Regions from separate parts of the Homo sapiens genome. Here region 1 is linked to region 2. A link is an interaction called in ENCODE POLR2A ChIA-PET data of the cell type or tissue named here. Cell type or tissue: IMR-90. All regions are shown on one strand. Each heading gives the region's core, and the rest is flanking DNA. Links, peaks and the distances in the headings are about the cores only.

The links. Peaks named below come from ENCODE experiments on the same cell type or tissue, not always from the same donor. Only the 100,000 strongest peaks of a DNase experiment are listed, where the experiment ranks them.
Region 1: POLR2A ChIA-PET joins it to region 2 with 7 read pairs; 2 of 35 experiments call an interaction of 5 or more read pairs at or near these places.

The regions. Positions count from the first base shown.
Region 1 is chr6:133,619,164-133,625,135 of GRCh38, forward strand. All of the region lies in intron 4 of TARID (TCF21 antisense RNA inducing promoter demethylation), which reads right to left. Among named protein-coding and RNA genes, the nearest start is that of EYA4-AS2, 170 kb to the left of the region's middle. In IMR-90, for the core only: no CTCF peak of the experiment used is centred there; DNase peaks (open chromatin) are centred at 2,768 and 4,148; H3K27ac peaks cover 3,157 bases.
Region 2 is chr6:134,100,613-134,106,584 of GRCh38, forward strand. All of the region lies in intron 2 of LOC124901404 (a long non-coding RNA gene), which reads left to right. Among named protein-coding and RNA genes, the nearest start is that of SLC2A12, 51 kb to the left of the region's middle. In IMR-90, for the core only: no CTCF peak of the experiment used is centred there; no DNase peak of the experiment used is centred there.

The DNA.
Region 1 (5,972 bases), core at 525-5,524, 480 kb before region 2:
CCAAAGTAATTTATAGATTCAATGCTATCCCCCTCAAGCTACCATTGACTTTATTCACAGAATTAGAAAAAACTACTTTAAATTTCATGTGGAACCAAAAAGACCCTGTATAGCCAAGACAATCCTAAGCAAAAAGAACGAAGCTGGAGGCATCATGCTACCTGACTTCAAACTATACTACAAGGCTACAGTAACCAAAACAGCATGGTACTGGTACCAAAACAGATATATAGACCAAAGGAATGGAACGGAGGCCTCAGAAACAACACCATACATCTACAACCATCTGATTTTTGACAAATCTGGTAAAAGTAAGCAATGGGGGAAGGATTCCTTATTTAATAAATGGTGTTGGGAAAACTGGCAAGCCATATGCAGAAAACTGAAAGTGGACCCCTTCCTTACACCTTATACAAAAATTAACTCAAGATGGATTAAATACTTAAACATAAGACCTAAAACCATAAAAACCCTAGGAGAAAATCTAGGCAATACCATTCAGGACATAGGCATGGGCAAAGACTTCATGACTAAAGCACTGAAAGCAATGGCAACAAAAGACAAAATTGATAAATGGGATCTAATTAAACTAAAGAGCTTCTGCACAGCAAAAGAAGCTATCATCAGAGTAAACAGGCAACCTACAGAATGGGAGAAAAATTTTGCAATCTATCCATCTGACAGAGGGCTAATATTCAGAATCTACAAAGTACTTAAACAAATTTACAAGAAAAAAATAACCCCATCAAAAAGCATGCGAAGGATATGAACAGACACTTCTCAAAAGAAGACATGCATGCGGCCAACAAACATATGAAAAAAAAAATCATCATCGTTGGTCATTAAAGAAATGCAAATCAAAACCACAATGAGATACCACCACCTCATGCCAGTTAGAATGGTGATCATTAAAAAGTCAGGAAATAACATGCTGGAGAGGATGTGGAGAAATAGGAATGCTTTTACACTATTGGTGGGAGTGTAAATTAGTTCAACCATTGTGGTAGACAGTGGGGCGATTCCTCAAGGATCTAGAACCAGAAATACTACTTGGCCCAGCAATCCCATTACTGAGTATATACCCAAAGGATTATAAATCATTCTATTATAAAGACACATGCACACGTATGTTTATTGCAGCACTTCACAATAGCAAAGACTTGGTACCAACGCAAATGCCTACCAATGATAGACTGGATAAAGAAAATGTGGCACAAATATAGCATAAAATACTATGCAGCCATAAAAAAGGATGAGTTCACGTCCTTTGCAGGGACATGAATGAAGCTGGAAACCATCATTCTCAGCAATCTAACACAGGAACAGAAAACCAAACACTGAATGTTCTCACTCAAAAGTGGGAGTTGAACAATGAGAAGACATGGACAAAGGGAGGGGAACATCACACACTGGGGTCTGTGGGGGGCTGGTAGGCTAAAGGAGGGATAGCATTAGGAGAAATACCTAATGTAGATGACGGGTTGATAGGTGCAGCAAACCACCATGGCACATGTATACCTCTGTAACAAACCTGCACGTTCTGCACATTTATCCCAGAACTTAAAGCATAATTAAAAAAATTAAAAAAGAAGAAAAGCACCCCTATTCAAAAAAGGAAAAGAAAATCCTATGAATTTGTTATGGTTCCAGGTCTATTTCTGGTTAAACATTATATCCAACGTGGTGAAGCACTGGGAGCTCTATATCAGCTCTCTAAAACATACTGTGTTAATACAAAATAAAGGTAGTTCTAGATTCTGAAGTTTCTCAGACTCTCGTAAATATCTCAATTAATCAACAATGGGAACTTAAGAGTGCTGAAATTCCTTAAGTTTAGTAGATTCCATCTGTATCCTTAAGAGAGTCTCAGGGAAGACCCCAGTGACTGGCACTTGTAGGCTCTAGGACTAAACTGCTGCTGGGTCCCATTTTTCATGGCAAATGGCCCAGCGTAGGATCCCTGCTTTGGAAACTTCAAAGTCCTTTCAGTAGACAAAGCATATAGTTATAGGACTAATTATCAGGATCTTGAAGAGTTTCTTTGTTTTTAGGCAGGGTCTCACTTTGTCACCCAAGCTGGAGTGCAATGGCCTGATCACAGATCACTGCAGCCTCAACCTCCTTGGCTCAAGCAATCCTTCTTCCTCAGCCTCCCAAGTAGTTGGGACCACAAATGTGTACCACCATGCCTGACTAACTTGTTTTATTTTTTGTATAGTTGGAGTCTTACTATGTGCCTAGGCTGGTCTTGAACTCCTGAGCTCAAGTGACCCTCCCGCCTCAGCCTCCTAAAGTGCTGCAATGACAGGTGTGAGCCATCATGCCTGGCCAGGAGCCTGAAGACTTTCTTATGTCTATATGCTCACATAAATAATGAGTGATAACAACCCAAACTCAATATTAAGAACTTTTAAACAGTCATCCCCCTTCCAAGTTAAAGGCTACAGTTTTGTTCAAATATGCATCTGGGTCCATCTGAGGATCATTCTCAGGAGGAAAATCATTTTCCTCCACAGAAGCCACAAGACCATGGCTGAAAGAGATAGTGTGTCCTTCAGTGGCTCCTGCACCATGATCAGAGGTCACTGAATCTCTACCTATTGTATATGATGAACAAGAAAGAAGAAATTCTCATTACAGACATGCTTTCCCTAGTGTAAAGAAGAAAGGATAGTAAATGCTATAGCAAAGTTATATTAGGGAGAGTCAGACTATGTGATTCACCCCTTACTCCCATCCTGTGTGCCAGAATGAGAAGTGTTCAACATTTCTAAAGCAAGAGAAGAAATCTGAGGAAACCCTGCCTCATTCTGTTTCAAGTTCACATAGTATCACACTGTTTCACACAGCTACCTATTGCAAATTCTGACAGCAGCATTTCTACAGTTCATTTTAACAGGGATAATGATTATTTGCCAATGCAAAGCAGAAGTTGCAGTCTAAGTTAAATTTTAAATCAGAGCAGAGGGCACACAAAATGAATCCAACTGGGAATTATAAAAGGAAAACATGAATTTAGGCTGACATTGCGAGGAAAGATTTTTTTCTCAAAGAACCAAACTCTGAAGAATATTCAAAAAAGCATTGAGTGAAGCAAGCATTATAGATGGGGAGAAAAAGAGCCATACACAAGAATAAACATGCCTCTGAAAGGTGGAATTATCTCACCTTGTTCCACTTTCTCAGCAGTTGGCACACATGCCACCCTTAGTATGAATGCAAATAATCAGCACTTCATCCTTGTTCTTTCATATTCAAACATATTTATACATTATTCATATTTTAAACAGCTAGGTAGAAGGTGCTCTAATTTGCTTTCTACTTTTCTCCCCTAGCACTTGTTCATTATGTCCTGTACACACGGTGAGAGCCCAGTAAATACCACTGGTCCACTGAAGCCCCATGAACCCTTTTTAAGTTATTGGAGATGCATAACCAGAACCTTCCTGGTCCCAGAAGTGAGACCTCAGCCATGCCTCTCCAGCACAGAGCTTGGCTCCTAAGCAGGGCATCTGCTTTTGTGATTCTTTTTTTTTTTTTTTTTTTGGTGCTTGTTTCTGTTAGGTTGCTTAACCTCTTTGCATCCCCATTTCATCATTATTAATATGCAAATGATGATGACAATAATATTTACCTCACAAGCTTATTGTTGTTTGGAGAATAAAATATAGATATAGGTATAGATATATGAAATCAATAAAAATAGATACCCTTTCCTCTCCCCATTTCTACACTGTAATTCAAAGTCCTGCAAGGATTGACCAGCACCAAGGTGACAGAAAAACAGATCAAGAAGTGCAGTGAAAATCTCATTAATATCAAGATAAGGTCGTACTAATTCTTAGATATAGCAGGTAAAGACACACGCTTATGTAGAGGTAAGAGTTCAAGCAAAAATAGTGCAACACTTGGGACTTGGAGAAGACAAGATCTCAGTGCAGGCCTGCCCAGGAAATACCAGTTCATTTACACACTAACTCCTCATCCTCAGCTTAAAAATCTTGGGAGCAGCTGTGTATTTTCTTGTTGTGTCCAAAACTCTGTCCAACTCCCTCTTGACCCATTGTGCAGTTTGGCAGTTTGCTTCACATTCTGCTCATACCTTTTTTTTTTTTTTTTTTTTTTTTTTTTTCAGAGAATGCCTGTCTGTGGAGACCTCAGGCACATCCCACTCCAGTGCTACCCAGGGGACTTCCACTGACTCCTTTGCCCAGCTCCCATTCATAGACGTTTCTTTTGGCATTCTCCTGACTCACCAAAGGACTCTTCACCTCTTTTCTTTCATTTGAAATGGAAGCAATTGTGTTTAACTACATTTTTCCTTTATGCTTTTATTCCTGTACACTTATTTAGTAAGTGCAGTGCTCTTTTACTCCTTAAACTCATCTGTGATTTTCCATATTTTAGAAAGTGAAATGAGCAGTTCCGCTTCGGAGATTGAGTCTGAGAAATGGTTATTTTTTAAAAAATAGAAACAGTCTGGGGAAAGTCCTTCTTTCACATTTTATGCCAGAATCTTTTCTGTTCTTACTAATTTTCTAACTCGTGGTAGGATGAGGAAAAACTGTTCATTTTAGCCGGCTCCTGTGTGATTGTAATGAATACTCCTATTGGATTACAAACACAATAATGAAAAAGACAATGATTGGCTTCCACTCTAACACATAGAACTAGGGAACTGAGCTGCTTCTGAGTCATATTTTTTAAGAGTTCATTTGCAAACAAGTATAGTAATCAAAGGGCTCCTTCCAAGGGAACTGAATAAAGATGGAGCCATGAACCAGAAAATAAACTGATTGCCCACTTGGAAATTGACAAATTAACTATGATGATGAACAAAATTAAGTAGGGATCTAGCTCTATAACTTGCATGGGAAGTACATGGATGTTGTGTGTGTGTTTCTGTGTGTGCATGTGTGTGTGATTATATCCTTTCATCCTCAAATATGGAATTACTGTGTGCACCCAGAGCTAGAAAGATCAATGTTTGTACAATGGTTTGTTCCTATTCATTTTCTTTCAAACAACTTTCACATTTATAAGGCTTTCCTGAGTGTGCCTCTCTTATCAATCCATTAAGCAACTCTTTATTCAAATATTCATGTTTGATCACACCTCTCAAAACTAACCACTGGACCCCCTTTTCTCTACAAGGTAAAATTAAAAGTCCTTAACCTCCCATATAAAAAGAAAACCGAAAATCCTCATGATATAGAATCTGCTTCTCTCTCAAAGCTCATGTTGCAGACACAGGTTTCAATCTGATATTCATTCCCAACTGTTATTCTCCTTTATTACTCTGAAATAGAACCTGAAAAGCTAAACTGTCACTTCCCCAACCTCCCTTTGGATTAGGGGCTGCCATGTGATACAATGCCAGCTGAAGAGAGAATTACAAGCAGAATCAGTGAAGGCACTTCTAAAAAAAGGCTTTTGTTATCCTTAGGAAAGGGAAAAAGATATGTTAGTGGCTTCCACTTCCCCTCTTCCTCCTTTTTCCTGACTTAAAAATAAAGATAAGATGACTAGAGCTAGAGCAGCCATTCTGTGACCATGAAAAAAGGGCATTAAAATTGCAGAGACGCTGGCCCTGATAGTGGATCTACTGAAAAAAAACTTCCTGACTATATTAGAAAAATGAACCCTTGTCTGTTTGGTTAATTTGGGTTCTCTATTATTGTTGCAGGATGGAAGCCTAACTGACATACTCACCTTCCACCATTCTTATTTCCATCAAAATTTATGCTCCAACAATATTTTGCCCAAATTACTCTCCCAGTAAGTCTTCTTGAGACATCTCAATCCCAAAATTGTTAGTAATAATTATTAATTATTCCCCCTTCTCTAGGTTTTCTCTTTATTTTGAAGATACTTTCATTATTGAACTTCTCACATAGCATTATCATTTATTTATATGCTTGGGGTTATAAATAGACACTAAATAAAATATTGTTGGGTGCTATGGAATCATT
Region 2 (5,972 bases), core at 408-5,407:
GTAAGAAAATATTTGCAAACTATTCATCTGACAAGAAATTAATAACTGGGCCGGGCAGGGTGGCTCACGCCTGTAATCCCAGCACTTTGGGAGGCCGAGGCAGGCGGATCACGAGGTCAGGAGATCGAGACCATCCTGGCTAACATGGTGAAACCCCGTCTCTACTAAAAATACAAAAAAATTAGCTGGGCGTGGTGGCGGGTGCCTGTAGTCCCAGCTACTCAGGAGGCTGAGGCGAGAGAATGGCGTGAACCCGGGAGGTGGAGCTTGCAGTAAGCGGAGATCGCACCACTGCACTCCAGCCTGGGCAACAAAGCAAGACTCCGTCAAAAAAAAAAAAAAAGAAATTAATAACTGGAATATATAAGGAATTCCAACAACTCAACAACTCAATAGCAAAATAATAATAATAATAATCTTATTAAAATGGGCAAAATACATGAATAGACATTTCTCAAAAGAAGTCATAGAAATGTCCAAGTATATAAAAAATGCTCAGTGTCACTAATCATCAGGAAAACTCAAATCAAAAGCACAGTGAGATATCATCTCATTCTAGTTAGAATGGCTATTATCAAAAAGACAAAAAATGACAAATGCTGGTGAGAATGTGGAGACAGGCGAACACTTGTACACTGTTGGTGGGGTTGTAAAGTAGTGCAGCTATTATGGGAAACAGTATGGAGGTTCCTCAAAGAACTAAAACTATACCTACCATATGATCCATCAATCCCACTGCTGAATATATATCCAAAAGAAAGGAAATCAGTATATCAAAGAGATATCTCACCGCACAGCCAGGTAGCCGCAGACACACATCTCCATGAACCGCTTGAAAGTTGTGGCCTCCATCTTGCCCCCCCATGATTATCACCATCTCATCCATCAGCTTGATGTCGGGTTCCTAGCCGAGATTGCTGCCCGGCGAGCTTCTCAGACCCGTGGACACTTGCATGTTTATTGCAGCCCTACTCACAATAGCCAAGATATGGAATCAACCCAAGTGTCCATCAACAGATGAATGGATAAAGACAGTGGAATATTATTCAGCCACGAAAAAGAACAAAATCCTGTCATTTGCAACAACATGAATAGAACTGGAGGTCATTATGTTAAGTGAAATAAGCCAGGCACAGAAAGACAAATATCGCATATCCTCATTAACATGTGGGAGCTAAATTCTGGATCTCATGGAGGTAGAGAGTAAAATGGTGGTTACCAGAAGCTGGGAAGGAAAGAGGGAGGGAGGGGGATAAAGAGAAGTTGATTAAGGGGTACCAAAATATATTTAGATAGAAGGAATAAGTCTGGTAATTGATAGTACAGTAGGGAAATTATAGTTAACAGTAATTTATTGTATATTTCGAAATAGCTAAAAATAAGAATTGTTATGTCCCCAACACAAAGAAAATACAAATAATTGAAGTGATAGCTATCCTGATTACCCTGATTTGATCATTACACATTGTATACATGTATCAAAACATCACATGTGCCCCCAAAATCTGTACAGCTATTATATACCAATAAATTTTTTAATGTAAATTATAAATCATAGAACAGAACAGTCTCAGTGAGAAGCCAGCTCCAGAGCTGTGTGAGAGGAGAAGCTGGGCAGACAGTCAGACAGACCCTATGATGCCTTTATGGGTAGTGAGCAGGCCATAACAAATCCTCACTGTTGCCAAGGAAAGACTTTCCTGAAGTGGAGGCCTTTGCTGCATTTCATTTTCAGGAGAAGCAAACTTGACTTTTATTCCCACCGGGCCCTGTGGTCAAGTTGGAAGTTACCTTGGGCTTTCATCTGCATCTGTTGGCCTCCATGTGGGAGCTCTCTAGAGCAGAAACCCACTTATCTTTGAGATCTGTTTTGGGGTTGTGGAACTATGTTTTAATTTTTATTTATTTTTGTTTTATTTTGTTTTTTATTTTTTTGAGACAGGTTTTCGCTCTGTTACCCAGGCTGAAATGCAGTGGCGGGATTATGGCTCACTGCAGGCTCAAACTCCCAGGCTCGAACAATTCTTCTGCCTCAGCCTCCCAAGCAGCTGGGAGCACAGGTGCATGCCACCACACCCAGCTAATTTTTTGTTTGTTTGTTTTGTAGAGGTGGAGTACCCCTACATTGCCCAGGCTGGTCTTGAACTCCAGGACTCAAGGGATCCTCCCCCTTTGGCCTCCCAAAGTGTTGGGATTACAGGTGTGAGCCACTGCACCCAGCCTGGGTTGTGGAAATAAACAAAGACCAACTAAATGAGAAAAGCAGAAGCTATTTATCCAGAGCTTGCTGTAGCAAGGAAGTCAGCCACCATCACCTATGTTTGGCAGAGACTACAAGGCAGGCAGAGGAGCAGAAAAGCTTCATAGTGAGGGGAAACACAAGGCTTCAGGTGTGCCCTGACTGCAGGCTGTTGGCAGGGGGAAGCTGAAAGTGTCTATTGAGAAGTGGGGCATCCCGTGTGATTGGCTGGGGGCATATAATTGGCTTTCTCAGGTTGGTCCTAAGTTGGAAGTGAGAACAAAAATTAGGGAGGCTGCCAGTTACTAACCAAGTCCTGGACATTTTGTGCCAGTTGTGGCAGAAGTTCTTGTTTAGCTTCCTGGACGGTTACCAGAGGTAGCAAACTGGCTTCCTGGGCTGTTTATTGTAGATAAGGGGGCTGGTTTCCTGGGCACATTGCTGCAGGTTGTGGGTCTGAATTATATTGTTAAATACAGTCTGGCAATTGTACATTAGTAAATTTAGTCTTTCAGGGTAGTGGGAGCGTGAGTTGGGGTAACCACCGAGTGCTGGGTTCTTTCATGACCTTGTGGCTACACCTAAAGCTGTCCACAGAGGCTGGGAACTGCGGGTATCCCTGGCGCACCATTAGGAAAAAAGCTCCAGTCTGTGTACATGTCCCTCTCTCAGCTATTTTGGTTTGTGGCTTCTCTTCACAGAACACTTCATCAATATATGCCCATATGATGTCTATTTCCCAGGAATTCTTTGAAATTTCTGTTTCATTGATGGCACCCTTCTCCAGTTACCATATTCCTATCTCTGGCTGTTATTTTTGTCAGGAGAGGTGCTAAATATTTTTGTTACTGGATAATCTGTAGTGCTTGTTATGTTAGACTAGAAGGAAGGAAAGCAACTTTTCCACCCCTACTGATATTTGTTAGAAAAAAGTAAGGCTCTCAGGAGGCTGAAGTAGGGGAATCACTTGAACCCGAGAGGTGGAGGTTGCAGTGAGCCGAGATCGCGCCACTCCACTCCAGCCTGGTGACAGAGTGAGACTCTGTCTAAAAAAATAATAATAATAAATAAGGCTTAGATTTCTGGGAGATATGTTTTTCTGCACTGTCCTCTAGCTCTAAATAAGCACAAAACTACTCTTAAACTTCTTCGTTTTCTAGGAATTTTGCTGAAGAAAGCTTCACCATTTTGTTTGGAAGATTAGGCACATCAAGGAATTAAGCTGTAGCTGCCATGGATATGGGCATGCGCTTGGAGGAAGGGATGATAATAGTTACAGAAATATGGTGTCATCTTGTATATTTTATGCAAACCAAGTCAACTGACATAAAAGTCTACATTTTAATTGGAGTAATGGGGCACCCAAAGTCATTGGACTATAACAATTTCTTATAAAATTATTATATATATTTCTTTTATAGGAAGGAAATTCATTTTGATAGTTTCAGTTTACTTGCTCCAATAACTTTTTCCTTCAAAAATGGTTACTGGATTGGGCATTCTTGTGACACTATAGACATTATGTCACTTTTGATAAGTTTTAATTTTGAGAAGCCACATTCTCCACTGGTGACCAATTTTGGCTAAGTTACATCTATTCTGTAAAATTAAAAGAAAGTTTTAAAAAATCCATCTAGGAAATTGTCCCTCAAAATTATGCTGCACTCCAATGAGATTTATCATAGGTTTTAGGAAAAGCTTCTGTGTTGGTGCCCATCAATATGGAATTCCTTACTATGGTCAACAGTCAATTTAAATTGTAAATGTGTCATTTGAGTTACATAGTTATAGTAGTTCTGCAGATAACACTGGTCATCTTGCATTGAAGAGACCAGGATGTTCTTTTGATATAGTAACATTTTCTTTTCTTTTTTTTTTTTGAAATGAAGTCTTGCTCTGTTGCCCAGGCTGGAGTGCAATGGCACAATCTTGGCTCACTGCAACCTCCACCTCCCAGGTTCAAGCAATTCTCCTGCCTCAGCCTCCCAAGTAGCTGGGATTACAGGTGCACACCACCCTGCCCAGCTAAGTTTTGTACTTTTAGTAGAGGCAGGGTTTCACCATGTTGGCCAGGCTGGTCTGGAACTCCTGACGTTGTGATCCACCGGCCTCGGCCTCCCAAAGTGCTGGGATTATAGGCGTGAGCCACCACGTCCAGCCACGTTTTCTTTTAAAAATAGTGCTGTTATATCTAACGTAAACAAAGAATTGATATTGACTTTTAGCTTTGGCTCATAGGTGGAACAGACTTTGTGTTGAGAAAAATCATAATAGTTCTAGTATTTTCTATGTAGACAAGTTGGCATTAATATCAATAGACTGCCATTTGGTGTCAATTAGATATCATAAACACAATTTGTTTTTCCTCAAAGACTTTCTTCTTGCCTTTGATGATTTCAAAGGCATTATGTACACTGAATTCTTTTGTTTATAACATTAATTTCACTTAAAATATCATGTCCCATTAATACTGACAAAATGAATTTGGTGACTTTTTTTTCAGAAGTATAATTTTTGCTTGTATTCTAGTGCCTATTAATACATTAATATTTTCTAAAAGCAATTGCATACTTCTACTTGAGATTTTGTATTAACTTTCCAATTGTGTTTTAAAGTTTTTAAATGTATCCCTGTTAAATGTTTTTACATATATTCCATCATTTCATTGTAGACTAAAATTAATACTTTTTAAAGATCTCCTACTGAAAACTGTTGTTTTTCTATTTGCATTTCTGGCATTGTTTTCAATGTATATATACACATAGTTGTCCCTCATTCTCCATGGGGGATTGGTTTCAGGACCTCCTGTGGATACCAAAATCCACCGAGCTCAAGTCCCTGATATAAATTTACATATAACCTGTGCATATCCTCCTGTGTGTTTTAAATCATCTCTTGATTACTTATAATACCTAATACAATGTAATACTACGTAAGCAGTTGTTTTTATACTGAATTGTTAGGAAATAACGACAAGAAGTCTGTACATATTCAGTACAGATGCAACTAAAAAAAAATTCTGATCCTAAGTTGACTGAATCCATGGATGTGGAACCCACAGATTCAGAGGGCTATTGACAGAGGGAGGGACAGAGAGAGAGAGAGATCACAGATCTGGTTGCTTACTCTTTGCATGCCTTCAAGGGAGTCTGGAACCAAGATTGGCCTTTGGCCAACCCCTGGGAATGTGGCCCTTAGAATGTTCTTTATGTTAGTGATTGATGATTTTGTTGTTTACACCTAGAGCAGTGGACCATGCTATACCAGCTTGTCAGGTTGCTTTGCACAAACATCAAGATAGATAAGGTGCCCCCATTCTCATTGCCAAGGTTCTGAGTCTCAGTTACAATGGCTGGTTTGATTGCAGGATATGCCTGTAGGGTCAGCACCCCATAAAAGCTTCCAACCCTGAGATCTGAATGGCTTTCCGGGGCATATATACTCCACACATGTCAATGAAGCTCATTAAGAGTGAAAAAGCACATTCTCTGTAGCTTCATATGAGAAAGGACTCAGAAGCCCTTTCTAGCCTATCTGTATTTCACCAGGACATATATTTTTCCTGCTGTTTTGCTCTGTATTCATTGCTGTGAGATATCTTCTCCATGAATATAACCTGCTATTGAGCCTGTAAGTCCTTCTAGTGAATCACCAAACTTGAAGCAATTATGAGAGTATCAAAGCATCATATTAGCAGCCCTATAATCTACTGGACAAAATTCCCCCAAATGTT